3 separate regions of the Mus musculus genome follow, and regions 2 and 3 are each linked to region 1. The links are chromatin loops, found by intact Hi-C in ENCODE. Cell type or tissue: left cerebral cortex. All regions are shown on one strand. Links, peaks and the distances in the headings refer to the core of each region. The heading gives the core; the rest is flanking DNA.

Region 1 (5,321 bases), core at 50-5,049:
TTGAAGGATTACTTTCTAGCTTTTTCTATGGCGTGGTTTCTGTCCTTGTATTGTTTCTTTTTCTGTTGTTATCCTTTGAAGGGCTGGATTCGTGGAAAGATAATGTGTGAATTTGGTTTTGTCGTGGAATACTTTGGTTTCTCCATCTATGGTAATTGAAAGTTTGGCTGGGTATAGTAGCCTGGGCTGGCATTTGTGTTCTCTTAGTGTCTATATAACATCTGTCCAGGATCTTCTGGCTTTCATAGTCTCTGGTGAAAAGTCTGGTGTAATTCTGATATGCCTGCCTTTATATGTTGCTTGACCTTTTCCCCTTACTGTTTTTAATATTCCATCTTTATTTAGTGCATTTGTTGTTCTGATTATTATGTGTCGGGAGGAATTTATTTTCTGGTCCAGTCTATTTGGAGTTCTGTAGGCTTCTTGTATGTCCATGGGCATCTCTTTCTTTAGGTTTTTGGGAAGTTTTCTTCTATAATTTTGTTGAAGATATTTGCTGGCCCTTTAAGTTGAAAATCTTCATTCTCATCTACTCCTATTATCTGTAGGTTTGGTCTTCTCATTGTGTCCTGGATTTCCTGGATGTTTTGAGTTAGGATCTCTTTGCATTTTCTTTGATTGTTGTGCCCATGTTCTCTATGTAATCTTCTGCACCTGAGATTCTCCCTTCCATCTCTTGTATTCTGTTGCTGACGCTCACATCTATGGTTCCAGATTTCTTTCCTAGGGTTTCTATCTCCAGAGTTGCCTCACTTTGGGTTTTCTTTATTGTGTCTACTTCCCTTTTAGGTCTAGTATGGTTTTGTTCATTTTCATCACCTGTTTGGATGTGTTTTCCTGTTTTTCTTTAAGAACTTCTACCTGTTTGGTTGTGTTTTCCTGTTTTTCTAAAGACTTGTAACTCTTTAGCAGTGTTCTCCTGTATTTCTTTAAGTGAGTTATTAAAGTCCTCCTTGATGTCCTCTACCATCATCATGAGATATGCTTTTAAATCCGGGTCTAGCTTTTTGGGTGTGTTGGGGTGCCCAGGACTGGGTGAGTTGGGAGTGCTGCATTCTGATGATGGTGAGTGGTCATGGTTTCTGTTAGTAAGATTCTTACGTTTGCCTTTCACCATCTGGTAATCTCTGGAGTTAGTTGTTATAGTTGTCTCTGGTTAGAGCTCGTTCCTCCCATGATTCTGTTAGCCTCTATCGGCAGACCTGGGAGACTAGATCTCTCCTGAGTTTCAGTGGTCAGAGCACTCTCTGCAGGCAAGCTCTCCTCTTGCAGGGAAGGTGCACAGATATCTGGTTTAGGACCTGCCTCCTGGTAGAAGATAAGATGAAGGCCTGAAACAGGGCCTGTCCCAGAAGCTGTCTCACTTTGGCTTGTCCCAGAAGCTGTTAGCTTCTGTATTCCACACTCTCATCTGCGCAGACTAGTCTCAGAGGGATCTGGAAACCAAGATGGCTCCCCGAGGTGCTCCAGCAAAGCCCTCCCAGGGCAGGGCAGACACCTCTCCTCTGGCAGGAAAGATGCCCAGATGTCTGGAGCCTGAAATGGGGTCTGCCTCAGAAGCTGTCCTCTAGGGACCTTGGGGGTGTCCACCAACTCCGCACCCAAGGTGACCAGGTGCTGGCACTAACCAGAAGGGACTTGTGACCCTGGTCAGGTCAGGTTTTCTGCTTCCCTAATGCTGTCTCAGGTCCCGCGCGCGATTGGAATGGAACAGAAGTTGTGTTCCACTCACCGGTGGTCCTAAGATCACGTGGAGAGTCCTCTAGGGACTTTGGGGGTGTCCTCCGACTCCACGCCCAAGGTCATAATCTGTACTTTTAATTCAGAATATTGACCTTTACCTAGCAACTGATCCTTGACAATATTGATGCCTCTGTCTGGGTTTTGTTGCTCCATAACTGAAGCCTCATCTTTCTACCATGTCAGCCATTGTAGTTGAGGGTCAGATTCTAAGATGTCTGACATCAGCTCTCTACAGTCTTTTGGAATTATACAATTTTGTGTGGCCCAATTATTAAGTATCTGTCTTACATAGGGTAAATGTAAAGCATAGGGTGTTACTACTTCTTTAAATCTTTTTAAGACTCTGTAAGACTATGATCTTCCGTGCAAATTTCTTAAGCCCTTGTAGATTTCTCATCTGGAGCTAATTGTCTTATTTTAGCTGGAAGGATCATTATAGCTTGTCAAATGGGCTTGGGCTGCCATTTTGCAGTCTTGTCAAAAGGTGGCACCATAGGCTTCAGATTGATTCATCTGAAGAGTTGTCTAATTTTTGTTCTATTGCTTGTAACTTAGCATGGATTTTTTTTTTTTCAGGCCTCTCCTTATCTAAGTTCTTATCCAAGTCCTAAAAAGATCTTTCTTTTTTAAATTATTTATTCACTTTACATCACTATTACAGCCCCCACAACAGCCTCTCCGCCCCCATACTCCCCTCTCCCCCTCTGAGAAGGGGGAGTCCATGCCTCTCCCCCTGGTACCAACCTATCCTGGCACATCAAGTCACTGCAGGACTCGGTGCATCCTCTTCCACTAAGGCCAGACAAGGTGGACCAGTTAGGTTAATGGGATCCACAGGCAGGCAATAGTCAGGGACAACCCCCATTCCAGTTGTTGGAGACCTGTTATGAAGACCAAGCTGCACATCTGTAATGTATGGAGGGGGGTATCTAGGTCCAGCCTATGATTGCTCTTTGACTGGTGGTTCAGTCTCTGGGAACCCCCAAGAGTCCAGGTTAGTTGACTCTGTTGATCTTCTTGTGGAGCTCCTATCCATTTTAGGTCCCTCAATCCTTCCCCCAACTCTTCCACAAGACCCCCCAAGCTCCATCTAATGTTTGGCTGTGTGTCTGTTTCCATCAGCTTCTGGGTGAAGTATCTCAGAGGACAATTATGCTAGGCTCCTGTCTGCAAGCATATCTGAGTATCATTAATAGTGTCAAGGATTGTTTGCTGCTCATGGGATAGGTCTCAAGTTGGGCCAGTCATTCCCTCAGTCTCTGCTCCATCTTTTTTCCTGTATATCTTGTAGGCAGGACACATTTTGGGTAGAAGATTTTCTAGTTGAGTTGGTGTCCTTAACCCTCCACTGGAAGTCCTGCCTTGCTACAGGAGGTGGCCACTTCAGGCTCCATATCCCTCACTGAGAGCCGTCTCAGCTAGAGTTACCCCATAGACTCCCTGGAGCCTTCCCCATCTCCGATCTCTGGCACATCTTAGAGATGACACCCCACCCATCCGCCACCAGTTTCCATTCCCTCGAGCCCTGCTGTCCCTACACATGATTCCTCTGCCCCATTCATCTCTCCCACCTAGTTCCCTCCCTCCATCTACCTCCAATATCTATTTTATTTCCACTTCTGAGTGAGATTCAAGCATTCTTCTTTGTACCCTCCTTGATATTTGGTTTCTTGGGTCTGTGGATTATAGTGTGGTTATCCTGTGCTTTGTGACTAATATCCACTTATAACTGAGTAAGTATATACCTTGCATGTCCTTTTGGATTACCTCACTCAGGATGATATTTTCTAGTTCCATCCATTTGCCTGCAAATTTCATGATGTTCTTGTTTTTAATAGCTGAGTAGTATTGTGTAAATGACCTACATTTTCATTATCCATTCTTTGGTTGAGGGATATCTGGGTTGTTTCAAGTTTCTGGCTGTTAGAAATAAAACTACTATGAACATAGTTGAGCAAGTGTCCTTGAAGTATGGTGGAGCATCCTTTGGGTATTTGCCCAGAAGTGGTATAGCTGGGTCTTGAGGTAGAACTATTCCCAATTTTCTGAGAAACTGCCAGTGTTCACTCCCACCAGCAATGGAGGAGTGTTCACTTTGCTCCACGTCCTGCTAATATGTGCTGTCATTTGAGTTTTTGATCTTAGCCATTCTGATGGGTATAAGGTGGAATCTCAGATGTTTTGATATGCACTTCCCTAATAACTAAGAATGTTGAACATTTCTTTAAATGCTTCTTGGCCATTCAAGATTCCTCTGTTGAGAATTCTCTGTTTAGCTCTGAACCCCATTTTAAATTGGGTTATTTAGGGTTTTTTTGTTTTGTTTTGTTTTTTGATTTTCCATATGAAGTTTAGACTTATTTCTTCAAGGTCTGTAAAGAATTGTGTTGGAATTTTGGTGGGAATTACATGGAATCTGTAGATTGCTTTTGGTAAGATGGCCATTTTTACTGTTAATCCTACCTACTGATCCACAAGCATGGGAGATCTTTCCATCTTCTGATATCTTCTTTAGTTTCTTTCTTCAGAGACTTGAAGTTCTTGTCATACATGTCTTTTACTTGCTTGGTTGAAGTTATACAAAGATATTTTATACTATTTCTGTCTATTGTAAAGGGTGTTGTTTCCCTAATTACCTTTTCAACCCGTATCCTGTTTGTATAAAGGAGGGCAACTGATTATTTTTAGTTGATTTTGTACCCAGCCACTTGGCTAAGTGTGCTTATCATAGGGGTCCTCTGGTTGCTGGGAGCCTCATTTCTCTCTCTCTCTGGAATGCAGCTGCTGGAGGGAAGTATCTGGCATTGGGATCATGCTGATAGCAGATGGGCCCAGTGATAGCATCAGGCAACTTACAGGGTCAATATGACTGATAGAATAAAACTTAAATATCTGGAGCCGACAAGACTGCCCAGCAAGAAACTCTAAACTCTTCTCACTCTTAAGTGTACATCCATATAGGCAGACATACAGATATACCTTTGGTAATTAGGTCCTGCTGGCAGCAGCAGATAATTAAGTAAAGATTAATTGTTAGAGTTCTTTTCTTTATGGCCTCGACTCTTACTGGCTAGGTAAGAGGGAGGCTTGGAGCAATTAATTTTTAGTGAGCCAGGAAAAGAAAGTCATACTTGCAGTAAGAAAAACTTACACAGGTATTATGCACAGAAACACACACCTTTATCCATACACACAGACATGTTGGGCCCAACCACCTATCTCATCAACTCCACAAGTATTTGTGCATACTTACATACATGAACACATACATACATACATACATACATACATACATACATACACACACACACACACACACACACACACACACACACACACACACACAGACACTTGGTGGATGGAACAAAAGCCCCCATCAACAGATTTCGTTGAGCAAGCACCAGTGCAGAAAGAACTCTTATTCTGGACAAAAAATAAGCTTCAACCTTTATTGCTCAGAGAAAGAAAAAACTTCTATCTTTTTGTTGAGTATGAAAAAGCCCTGTCCTTTTCAGTAAGAAGAATCCTGCTCTTAAGAAAAACCCTGTCTCATGGTAAGAGGAAGCCTGCCTGCTCTG
Region 2 (5,321 bases), core at 153-5,152, 220 kb after region 1:
GCAGCTGGCCAAACAAGTTAGGGATGGTCCAGCATGGGGAGGAACTAGGGGCAGACAGTGAGTAGCAGATGCTCTGGTACTCACTGAGAGAAAGTTAGGTTCTCCAGGCAGCAAAAGAGAAAAGGGACAGCCATCAGTTACACAGACAGATCTTTACCGTGGGGGAGAGGATCCTCTCTCAGTTCCGGGGAATCTAAGCTGTTTCCTGATCCTTGGTTCTTAAAGAGCTTTCTAATGTGTTTCTATGAACCTGGGGTCTAGTGGGACAAGTGTCCTTCTAAAGAGCCCCACGGAAACTGAGCTGGGACCTTAGGACTGCTTCAGATAGCGTATTAGGGAGAAGTGCAGAAGCCTGGCTGCCGGAAGCCCTGGTGTCCTGTTTTTACCGTTCTCCAAGCTTTAGTTGGTTCTAGATTTATTTATTCTATATATGTGAATCTTTTGCCTTCATGTATACATATGTGTGTGTGCACGCACACGCACACGCTCGCACATCACATGTGTGCCTGGTACCCCACAGAAGTCAGAAAGGGAGGGATATTGGGTTCCCTGGAACTGAATGGTTGTCAGCCACCTGGTGGGTGCTAGGAACCAAACCCAGATCTTCTGCAAGAGCAACAAGCTCTCTTCACTGCTGGCTGAGCCATCTCTGCTGCCTCTTAGTTATAATTTTAAAAAGAGAAGAACCAAAGGACAGTTTTCTCTGAGTCTAGAAGTTGTTCCCCACTGTGTGAGCCAGATTCTGCTGTCTGCCTCTCTCTGGACCAAAGGGCAAGACTGATGTAGACTTCTAAAGCCAGGCTTTGCAGCTGGCGAAACTCCATAGCCTCCGGGTGTTTGGGATCATCGAGCATCTGTTTCTGCTCCGCCCTGTAGTTTTCCCCATTGCTCTTCCAGCAGCAAGGATCTTCCATAGGAATTTTCTATCATTTGCTTGGGACCTGGGGGGGGGGGGTGTTGTGTTCTGTGGCGGGCAGCAATGAGCTCTATAACTATGAGCTGTATGCCCATAAAAGTGATTCAAATGTACTGGACCTGTTACCCACAGCATTAAACAAAGAGAAAGAATTAGGCCTGGCTGTGGCCTTTGCTCTATTAGGCTCTGAGTTGCTTAGGGCAGGGACCTGTCACCTCCCTCTCAGTACACACACACACACACACACTCTCTCTCTCTCTCTCTCTCTCTCTCTCTCTCTCTCTCTCTAAGCCTACTCCCAAGGTAGATGAAGGAATAGGGAACTAAACTGATTTGTGTGACTACTTGTCCCTCCAGCTTCGAAGCCGAGATGGCTCGGAGTACCTGATCCAGCACGACTCCGAAGCCATCATCAGCACCTGGCACAAAGCCATTGCCGAAGGCATCTCAGAGCTGGTAGGCAGAGCGGGGAACCTCCGGGGCTGATAGGGAGGGACTTGGGCTTTTTATGCAGGCTCCTCAGCTATGCACAGAGAACCTCATGACACCAGCTCTGGGGCTGGTTTTGCAAGACTCTACAGGAGGGGACAGGAACAACCTGAAGAGACATGTCATTTTGAGGGAGGGAGGGAACCAGACTCAGGAATTGGGTCTTAGGAACCAGACAGGAATGACGGCTACAACTAGAAGATAAAGCATTAACAGATTGAATCCAAGGGCCTTATGTCTTCTAGACAAGTGCTTTGCCCTGGAGCCACAGCCCCAGTAGTGCCAATTATGGGTTGTGGGGATAGCTCAGTGACAGAGTGTGACAGAGGGGTTGCCTGGCATGCAAATGGTCCTGAATTTGATCCAGGGCTCTGACAAAATCAACAGCTACTTATATGACAATGGCCTGATAATATCTGTCTCTTAATTCCATATGGGTTAGCACTGGGTACAGATTTCGGTTGTAGGAATCCAGAGACAGGAGGCACTGTTGGCATGATCAACAGAGGTCTTGGCCTTACAATATGAATTGTAAGTTCATAGTGGCAGCCAGTCTAATGGGATGGAGACAGTTGAGGAACTGAGAGGAGGCTAGAGGTGGCCAGGGTAAGAATGGGAGAGGATAGATAACCTTGCAGCTCCTGGAGGACTGTGCAGTCAGGGAAGGTGGAAGGTCTGATTGCTGGGACAGTAAACTGACAAGAGAAAAACAAGCTCTTCCTGGGGCGTCTCGAGGCCAGAGCTGGTCGGGAGAGGCCCCAGTCCGCCCCAGGCCTTGCTTCTCTGAGGTTGTCTGATTGCCAGTCTGCAGACCTGCTCCAAGGGGAGGAAGGTGAGCCCAGCAGTGCTGATTTCGGGTCCAGTGAGCGCCTCGGAAGCTGGCGGGAGGAGGATGTACGGCAGAACGCAGGTGTGCGATGGGATCAGGTGGGAAGGCGACCAGAAGACTCCCCCGCTGGGGGACGGGAAGTGATGCCCTGGTTAGAGTCTAGGGCCATTACTGCCACCTGCTGACTGAGTTCGGTCTGTGACAGCCTCACCCTCGCTCAGCCCCGGAGGCCTGGAAAGCGACTTGAGCAGAGTCCGGCACAAGCTCCGTAAATTCCTACAGAGACGACCCACTCTGCAGTCTTTGCGGGACAAGGGCTACATCAAAGGTACCTGCAGTTCGCCGGGATCCGGGCTCAGGTGGCGCGGGGCAGGGCAGCGCTGACCAACCTCTCCCCCAGACCAGGTGTTTGGATGCGCGCTGGCTCAACTGTGTGAGCGCGAGAGGAGCCCTGTGCCACGCTTCGTGCAGCAATGCATCCGCACCGTCGAGGCCCGGGGTATGTATGCATGCGCAGACAAGGCAGCGCCTCACGACCGGCTTTTAGGGAGCTAAGGGTGGAGACCCCCCCCCCCTGGGTGAGCACAGGGTCAAGAAGAAGGAGCCGGAAAAACTCCGAGTATGAAAACCCTGAGTAGAAATCGTCAGGTGCCCCAGTCCTTCCAGGGTCAGCCATTTCCTTTCCCGCAGGGCTGGATATTGATGGGCTGTACCGCATCAGTGGGAACCTGGCTACCATCCAGAAGCTGCGCTATAAGGTGGATCACGGTGAGGCCTTTTTCCAGTCCCTGCCCTGGGGCCTGGAGGAATGTGGGGGTGCTGACTGCCTCTCAATCCCCTGGGCCCTTCCCTGCGGCAGATGAACGCTTGGACTTGGACGACGGGCGCTGGGAAGACGTCCACGTGATCACGGGTGCCCTGAAGCTCTTCTTCCGAGAGCTGCCGGAACCTCTCTTCCCCTTCTCGCACTTCCACCAGTTCATAGCAGCCATTAGTGAGTGGCTTGGGAAAAGGAGGGATGGGGAGGCTGGCCCGCTTTCGTTACAGCCAGCAGACCATCTCTGGTCCCTTCTTTCACTCAGAGCTGCAGGACCCAGCCCAGCGCAGCCGCTGCGTGCGTGACCTGGTGCGCACGCTGCCAGCTCCCAACCAGGACACGCTCCGACTGCTCATCCAGCATCTCTGCCGGTGAGCGAGCCGTATTTCCTGGGGCAAAAGAGGAGGGCTAGTCGTGGCTGGAGCCCATGTTGAGAGACTCCCCAATCTCTAACCTCTTAATCCCACCAATCCCACTGCAGGGTCATCGAGCATGGCGAGCAGAACCGTATGACTGTGCAGAATGTGGCCATAGTGTTCGGACCCACGCTGCTGCGGCCAGAGATGGAGGAGGCCAGCATGCCCATGACCATGGTGTTCCAGAACCAGGTGGTGGAGCTCATCCTACATCAGTGCGCGGACATCTTCCCACCGCACTGACTGTGGACCGTGGGTTAGCTGGAGGCCGTGAGGCTGGACCTCCTCTGAGGCTCTCCGCTTCCCACCCCCGCTGCACTGTGACTTCAACGCCCTTCCATTCAGAGGGTACAGTGACCCCTGGTGGGCAGTTCATGAAATGTGATTTCTCCCTCTCGCGTCCCCATTAGGGCCATTTCCCTAATTACAGCGCCGCCTATTGTGTGGATGTGAGAACGTGCCTGGTGGAGGGAAATGAATGTCTTTCTAGTTCCACCACCACCACCCACCCACAGCTGGGAGAGGGGATTTTGGTGAGGGCGTTCTGGTTTCCTTAAGCCTGTACCTGTCCAGGCCTTGGTGGAGACCCTGTAGGCCCCATGCTACGCAAGAGGTCATGAAGCAGCTACTGACATTGTCTCTGCTGCCAGGGGAGGACTGACCCTGGCTGCCAGCCCAGGCCACTGACTGCCTCCCTCAGCCTTCTGCTCCAGTGCCACCCTGATGCAGGCCTCCTGAGAACTTTTCCGATGCTTCCCTCTCTCCTTGGGCCACACCCGCTCTCTACAGACGTTCTTCATACTAACCACATACCAAACCTGGCAATCTGGGGCTTGCAGAAGTCACAGTACTTCAGGGGTCCATAGGTGATCTGATTCCCTGCAAAGGCTATCCCCACAGCAAGCCCAGCTTCTAGAAGAGGGAGTCACGCCCCTGCCCCACTGCAGCACAGCCTGTAGGTAGACCAGAGTAAATGCTGGAGCACTTCGTGTAGGTTAGAGGTTGGGGGCCCCCCGAAGGCAGCAGGGAACCTACCACAGCTGTTTGGGGGGGCAGCATGAATAGAAGCCTCCAGCTGCTGTCTACACCCTGGCTGGGTGCCTACCTAAAGCCCCCAACCACTGTCTACATCCTGGCTGGCTGGATGCCTACCTGGTACCCACTTGCCATGCAGAGGCCTGTCCGGGAGGTCACAGCCTTAGGCAAACAGTTGAACCTGTGTCAACTGCCCGCTTCCTCCCTCGTGCACCTCAATCTATGGATCTGAGCCCCCAGCTCCACCCACCCCCACTGACTCAACAAACAATAATAGCTAATATTTATTGAGCATTCAGACTATGCCAGCCTTTCCCACAGGCTTCTCCCTTGGTTTCATGCAGTCCATATTTATTGTGGGTCCTCATGTGCCTGGCACTGTGCCCTGGGGCAGGGGTTCTACGCATGCGTTCTGGAGCTTGGGGCTCCCAGTGAGTACGGCTGATGCAAGCCCAGCCCTGATGGTAGCAGGGCGCAGAAGAGAACAAATAGAGGCCTCTTGCTGTACACCTATATATTTAAAGTCCTAAGGCAAGCTAATGACTAACTGTTAAATAAAATGTTTATTCTCCTACTTTGGCGAATGTACTCTGGTAGTAGCCTGGAAGACTGGATTCTAGCTTAAACACCTTGGACTCTCAGCAGAGCGTTGTAGGATGTGGAAAGCTACTCTGAACCTCAGCCTGCCTCAGTGTACAGCTGAGGAGGGCCTTGAACTTCTGACCATCCTGCCTCCACCTCTCAAGCATTGACATTGCATCATCAGGCTCAGCTGACACCTTTCCTTCCTTCCTTCCTTCCTTCCTTCCTTCCTTCCTT
Region 3 (5,321 bases), core at 153-5,152, 140 kb after region 1:
CCTGCAATGAGGCCCTGCATTCTGTACCTAGTCCCCCAACTCCTGGTGTGTGTGTGTGGGAATGGGGGGGATGACGATATTGCCCAAAAAAGGTATTATAAAGAAATGTCACTTCTTCAAATACCATCTGTGCACCTCTATCCTTGAACAGCACTGGGCTACTTATTTAAGCAGTTGGTCCCCAACACCTCCCCTTTCCATCCTTATGTGCCCCTCCCCCATCCCCAAGTCAATCTCCAAGACAAAGAGATTTAGCAAGCTTTATACACTCATTTAAAGGACTAAGGTACCACAGGGTAGACAGATGACAAAGTCCTCTGGCTTCTTTCAGGCTGGGAGTCACCAGGGAGAGGAATGGGGAGGACCCAGGTGGAGCCCTAAAGGAAGATTGGTGTCTAGTTAAGTCTGAGAGGCAGGCTGGGTTCTTACCTTTGGGCTTCCCAACACAGATAGCATTGCCCAGATGGAGTGCCCACCTGTAGCCCAGAGCCTCTTGCCAGGCCCCACAAGCTCTGGCTTCCGAAGCCTTGGTGGGATGGTGAGCTGTCATCTTGCGTTCTGGAAGAGAGGTAAGAGGGGAACACACCCATTCAAAATAGGAAAGGGACGGTGAAGGACGGACGGGGAGTTGTACCTAGCATCCTAACATATGAGCCCCTGCATTCTGTCCCTAGTCCCCAACCCCTGAGGTGTGTGTGTAGGGAGAGGGAGTGATGACATGGACTTGAAGCCTACAGCAGAAGTGGAAAGAGGATAAAGAGGCTTTCTGAGGATGGTGACGTTGAAGGAGGGTTTGGCGCCACACTATGGAAAGTTTGGGCTTCTGCGGCTGGAGGAACCTGAGACTCGGACTTGGGGCTGCTAAGAAAGCTTCAGACTGCAGTATCCCTAGGGAGACAGAGGACAGCAGTCAGAGGACAGCAGTCAGTGGGACAGCTAGCTCAGCCAGGGAGCTCAGTGCCTAAACAGTAGAAGGAGAAAACCAACACCTACAAATTACACACATGGTAGTACCTTCCCTTTCACCACTACACACACACACACACACACACACACACACACACACACACACTAGCCTGCAGCACATATAGTAAAATTGGAATTATACATACCTTAGCATGGTCCTGTAAAAGAATGACACATTTGTGAAGTGTTCCATATGTATACACACATACACACACACACACACACACACACACACACTAGCCTGCAGCACATATAGTAAAATTGGAATTATACATACCTTAGCATGGTCCTGTAAAAGAATGACACATTTGTGAAGTGTTCCATATGTATACACACATACACACACACACACACACACACACACACACTAGCCTGCAGCACATATAGTAAAATTGGAATTATACATACCTTAGCATGGTCCTGTAAAAGAATGACACATTTGTGAAGTGTTCCATATGTATACACACATACACACACACACACACACTATATATATATATATATATATATATATATATATACACACACATATATACATATATACACATATATACACATACACACACACACACACACATATATATATATAAAACACACACACATATTGAGATAGGGTCTCAACACTGTAGCCCAGGCTGGACTTGAAGTCACTATGATCCCTCGGCCTCAGCCTTATAAATGATGTGTTTCGGCTATAAGATAATTTTGTTTTTTTTTTTAATTTTATGTATATGAGTACACTATAGCTGTACAGATGGTTGTGAGCCATCACGTGGTTGCTGGAAATTGAACTCAGGACCTCTGCTCACTCCGGCCTGGCTTGCTCCAGCATATGTAAGTACACTGTTGCTATCTTCAGACACACCAGAAGAGGGTGTCAGATCTCATTACAGATGGTTGTGAGCTACCATGTGGTTTGAACTGGTTTGGGATTTGAACTCAGGATCTTCAGAAGAGCAGTACAGTGCTCTTAACTGCTGAGCCATCTCTCCAGCCCAGGATAATTTTGGTTTTGTCGGTCTGTTTTGAGTCTGGGTCTCACGTAGCCCAGGCTGCTGCTCTACTACCTGTGTCTAAGAAAGACTTTAACATTAGGACCCTACAGTTATCACCTTCTGAGTGCTGGGATTATAGGACTGTGCCATCCTGCTTCCGTGCTGGGATGGATCTCAAAGGTTCATGAGCTGGACAACCACTCTGCCAACTGAGCTACATCCCAGACTTCTTTTCATCATTGTATGTGCGGGTTAGACAGCGTGCAGAAGTTCCTGGTGTCGGTTGTATCCTTCAACCTTTACGTGGACTCATGATAACCAAACTCGGGTTTGCATCGGCAGCAGCAAGCACCTTTATCCACTGAACAAATGAACCATCTGGGTGCCCTGCCCTCGACTCAAACAGAGTACTCAGTAAGAACTCAGTACGCTTCTCTCGTAACACACTGTGGTGCTGCTTCCTCCTTTCAGCGTGAACTTACAACCTAATAAAAGGTCAGCTATTGCCACAATGGTGTAGTGAAATACACCGTCTTCAAACTTAAGGGTTAGGACAAGAATCCTCACGGGTCCTCAGCCGACTATGCTAGCGATGGACACGTACTGCTGGCTGGTTTCTGAGCCCCTGCAGCCCAGTTCCATCCTGCTGACTCTGTCACCCAGGCTGGAGAGGCAGCAGGTACCCAGGAGAAGCTCTTCTGCGAAAGCAGAGGCCAGCACAACCTTAGGAAGTCTCCGCAAGCACAGGCTTAGTATTTCATGCCACAGGCCAAGGCAAGCCACTAGGGGAAGCCCGGTGCCGGGGGACAGGAAAGGGCAGTGCAGCCACAATGAGACTGGATGCTGGGAGGTGCTGGAGACTGAGACCTGGTACTCTGCCAGGGTATGAGGAGCCCTGGTTTGGAGGCTGCATAAACCTGAGCTCATTCTTCTAGTGTTCACCATAGCGACAGGAAGTGGCCTCTGGACTCAGTTCTCTTTGGTGTCAGAAACCCTGATGGGACAAGAACCATAACTCCTTCCTCTTCAACCACACCCTTCCTGAAGTGCTTAGAACTGAGCCATGCCTCATGAATGACTTGGGAATATTCCCGAGTATGTTTCAGTTTCAGTCTTTTTCCTTCACCCTCCACAAGTGACTTGTAGAACACAGACTGGCTTACCAAGGCATCGCATGATCCACGAACTATAGAGACTGTGCCCTTTGAAGCTGAGATCTGCACCCAGGGGTCTCTGCCACCAAATCCTGAATCTATTGCCTCCCACAGAGAATTCTGAAGATAGTGTCCCAATCCTCACATTCAGGAGTTCCAGGCCATCTTGGGCTACCTAATGAGACAAGAGCTCACCACTCCTGAACCACCCCCCGCACCCCTAACACCACCAAAAAGATTCGCATCACCTAAAATGTCCTGCTAGGAAAGCTGTCTAAAGGTGTGAATCCACTCAGTGACCCACTTGAGAACTCCAGGTCCTGAGCTTGCCCATCAGCACTGACCACTCCCTCCCAGGCTCCTTGGGGTAACTACCAGGCAAAGGCAAGGCTCGTGACAGCTGTCCTGCTGCAACTGCTGCCTTCCTAGGGGAACCACTGAAGGAGGACTGTGATGAACCCTGAAGTGGGCCCAGGCCTCATGCATGCAGAGGGTACCCTAGGACAGTTGGTGACTCATGACAGTTACTCCCCAGTCCCCACAGCATGGAGTCATCTCAGGTTAGGATGATAGAGGAAAGGGATGGTCAGTGTGCCATAGGATGCCTTGATTATAACATATGTGGATGACTTTATATCTTGTCATAAAAACTGATGGCCCCTGGGCTCCAGGCCTTTTGTAGTGTTTGTTTGTTTAGGAGGAAAGGTTTGCTTTGGCATGCGATTTTGGATGGATCAGTCATCACTGAGTGGGCCTGCAGCGGGACAGTACAACATGGTGACACCCTGCACACACACACACACACACACACACACTTGGAAGAAACATATTCACAGCTGGGTATAAAAGAAGGAAGAAGAGGTGTGGTCCTATTGTCTCCTCTGAGGCTCAATTCCTAGTGACTGAAAGACCTCTTTCTAAGTTCAATTTCTTAACATTTCTATAAACTCTCCACAGCGTCAGGCTAAGGACCAAACCACTATCATGTGGGCGTTTGGAGGTCATTCAAGTTCAAACACAGGAACAGCTGGATTGGTCAGCTCCCACTGCTCCAGGTAGGTGGGGCTTCCTTAAGGAGAATTCTAATGACTGAAGGCAGGTCTGCAGTCTATTCTTGTATTTTAGGAACATTCTTCTCATAGTCTTTGTTGACTCTGTAGTGAGTTTTTAAAATGAGGGAGAGACTAGAAAAAAAAATCTTCTTAAGTAGGGGTTGAGTAGCGAGGCTATCCCAGTACAATGTGATGCTAAGCATTGTGTTTTGTGTAGAGAAAAGAAGGTCCAATACTGGTCACTGCTCACCTATCACTATGTAAATTAAACAGCTATTTAATAAGTGCAAATGAAATAACGTGTAAGAGTTAGCCCTTAACATCACACAAGCCATGTTTAAAGTGTTAAGTACCCACATGTAGCTGATTAAAGGTCCACGGTTCAAGGCCACTTCCTCAGCATGCATCTACTCCATTTTTATTGTTGCTTGTTTTAAACATAGTCTTGCTATAGAACACACTAAGTAAACCAGGCTGGCTAGGATTACAGGTGAATGTCACCATGCCAGGCTCACTTCGTCAGCTCTAACAGATCATGTTTCTATAGGGCCTTTCTGGAAGGACACAGAGAACACTGGGGATGGCAGCTGTCTTCACAAAGAGAGCCCAGAAGGGTGCAATGCAGGACGCCTCCCCTGTGTTTTCACTCTCACCGTGTAGTCCTGCCTGGCCTGGAGTCTCAGAGGTCCACCTGCCTCTGCCTCTCGAGTGCTAAGATTACAGGTGAACATCACCATGCTGCCAGCCTGGAGTCATGGGTAGCTGTGAGCCACCCAACAGGGGTAGAAGGGACTGAACTCAGGCCTTCTGCAAGAACGGTACACACTCTTAGCCTCCCTCAGGTGGTTTTCTGATCTCCAAGTGTAAAAGCATACACACACACACACACACACACACACACACACACACACACAGTGTGGGGAGGCGTGGGGGGAGAAATAATGTGTTCGGGAACTGAACCCAAGTCTTTTCTCTCTAGCCCCTTGAAGACATTAATTTTTTTTAAGTTGTAGGTGTTGGGGATATATCTCTGACCAAGCCAACTGAGTCAGCCAAATAGAGTCTCAAGAGAGGGAGTGAGGATTGAAAAGAAAAAGACAATTAGACAACACTATAACATGACCCTAGCCAGCACTGACTCTGAAGCAGGCTTA

Evidence for each region. Hi-C counts contacts between places; a loop is a spot of excess contacts. Peaks named below come from ENCODE experiments on the same cell type or tissue, not always from the same donor. Only the 100,000 strongest peaks of a DNase experiment are listed, where the experiment ranks them.
Region 2: it touches region 1 in a loop (11-fold over the local background); 19 of 42 quality-filtered maps call a loop at or near these places.
Region 3: it touches region 1 in a loop (8-fold over the local background); 8 of 42 quality-filtered maps call a loop at or near these places.

Annotation. Positions count from the first base shown.
Region 1 is chr11:103,553,150-103,558,470 of GRCm38, reverse strand. The region is part of intron 7 of Gm884 (predicted gene 884); the gene reads left to right. Among named protein-coding and RNA genes, the nearest start is that of Lrrc37a, 51 kb to the right of the region's middle. In left cerebral cortex, for the core only: a CTCF peak has its summit at 2,219 (motif pointing right); a DNase peak (open chromatin) is centred at 2,220.
Region 2 is chr11:103,331,252-103,336,572 of GRCm38, reverse strand. Arhgap27 (Rho GTPase activating protein 27) reads left to right here. Exons shown (of 18, transcript NM_001205236.1): 11 at 1,274-1,372; 12 at 2,210-2,315; 13 at 2,440-2,562; 14 at 2,635-2,733; 15 at 2,925-3,002; 16 at 3,094-3,228; 17 at 3,317-3,422; 18 at 3,533-5,089. The coding sequence ends at 3,710. Among named protein-coding and RNA genes, the nearest start is that of Arhgap27os3, 11 kb to the left of the region's middle. In left cerebral cortex, for the core only: CTCF peaks have their summits at 2,416 (motif pointing left) and 3,853 (motif pointing left); DNase peaks (open chromatin) are centred at 3,194, 3,251, 3,842, 4,156 and 1 more place; H3K4me3 peaks cover 1,215 bases; H3K27ac peaks cover 633 bases.
Region 3 is chr11:103,416,968-103,422,288 of GRCm38, reverse strand. It overlaps Gm39397 (a long non-coding RNA gene), which reads right to left and starts at 861. Exons shown (of 2, transcript XR_880238.2): 1 at 477-861; 2 at 247-377. In left cerebral cortex, for the core only: CTCF peaks have their summits at 786, 1,882 (motif pointing right) and 2,739; no DNase peak of the experiment used is centred there.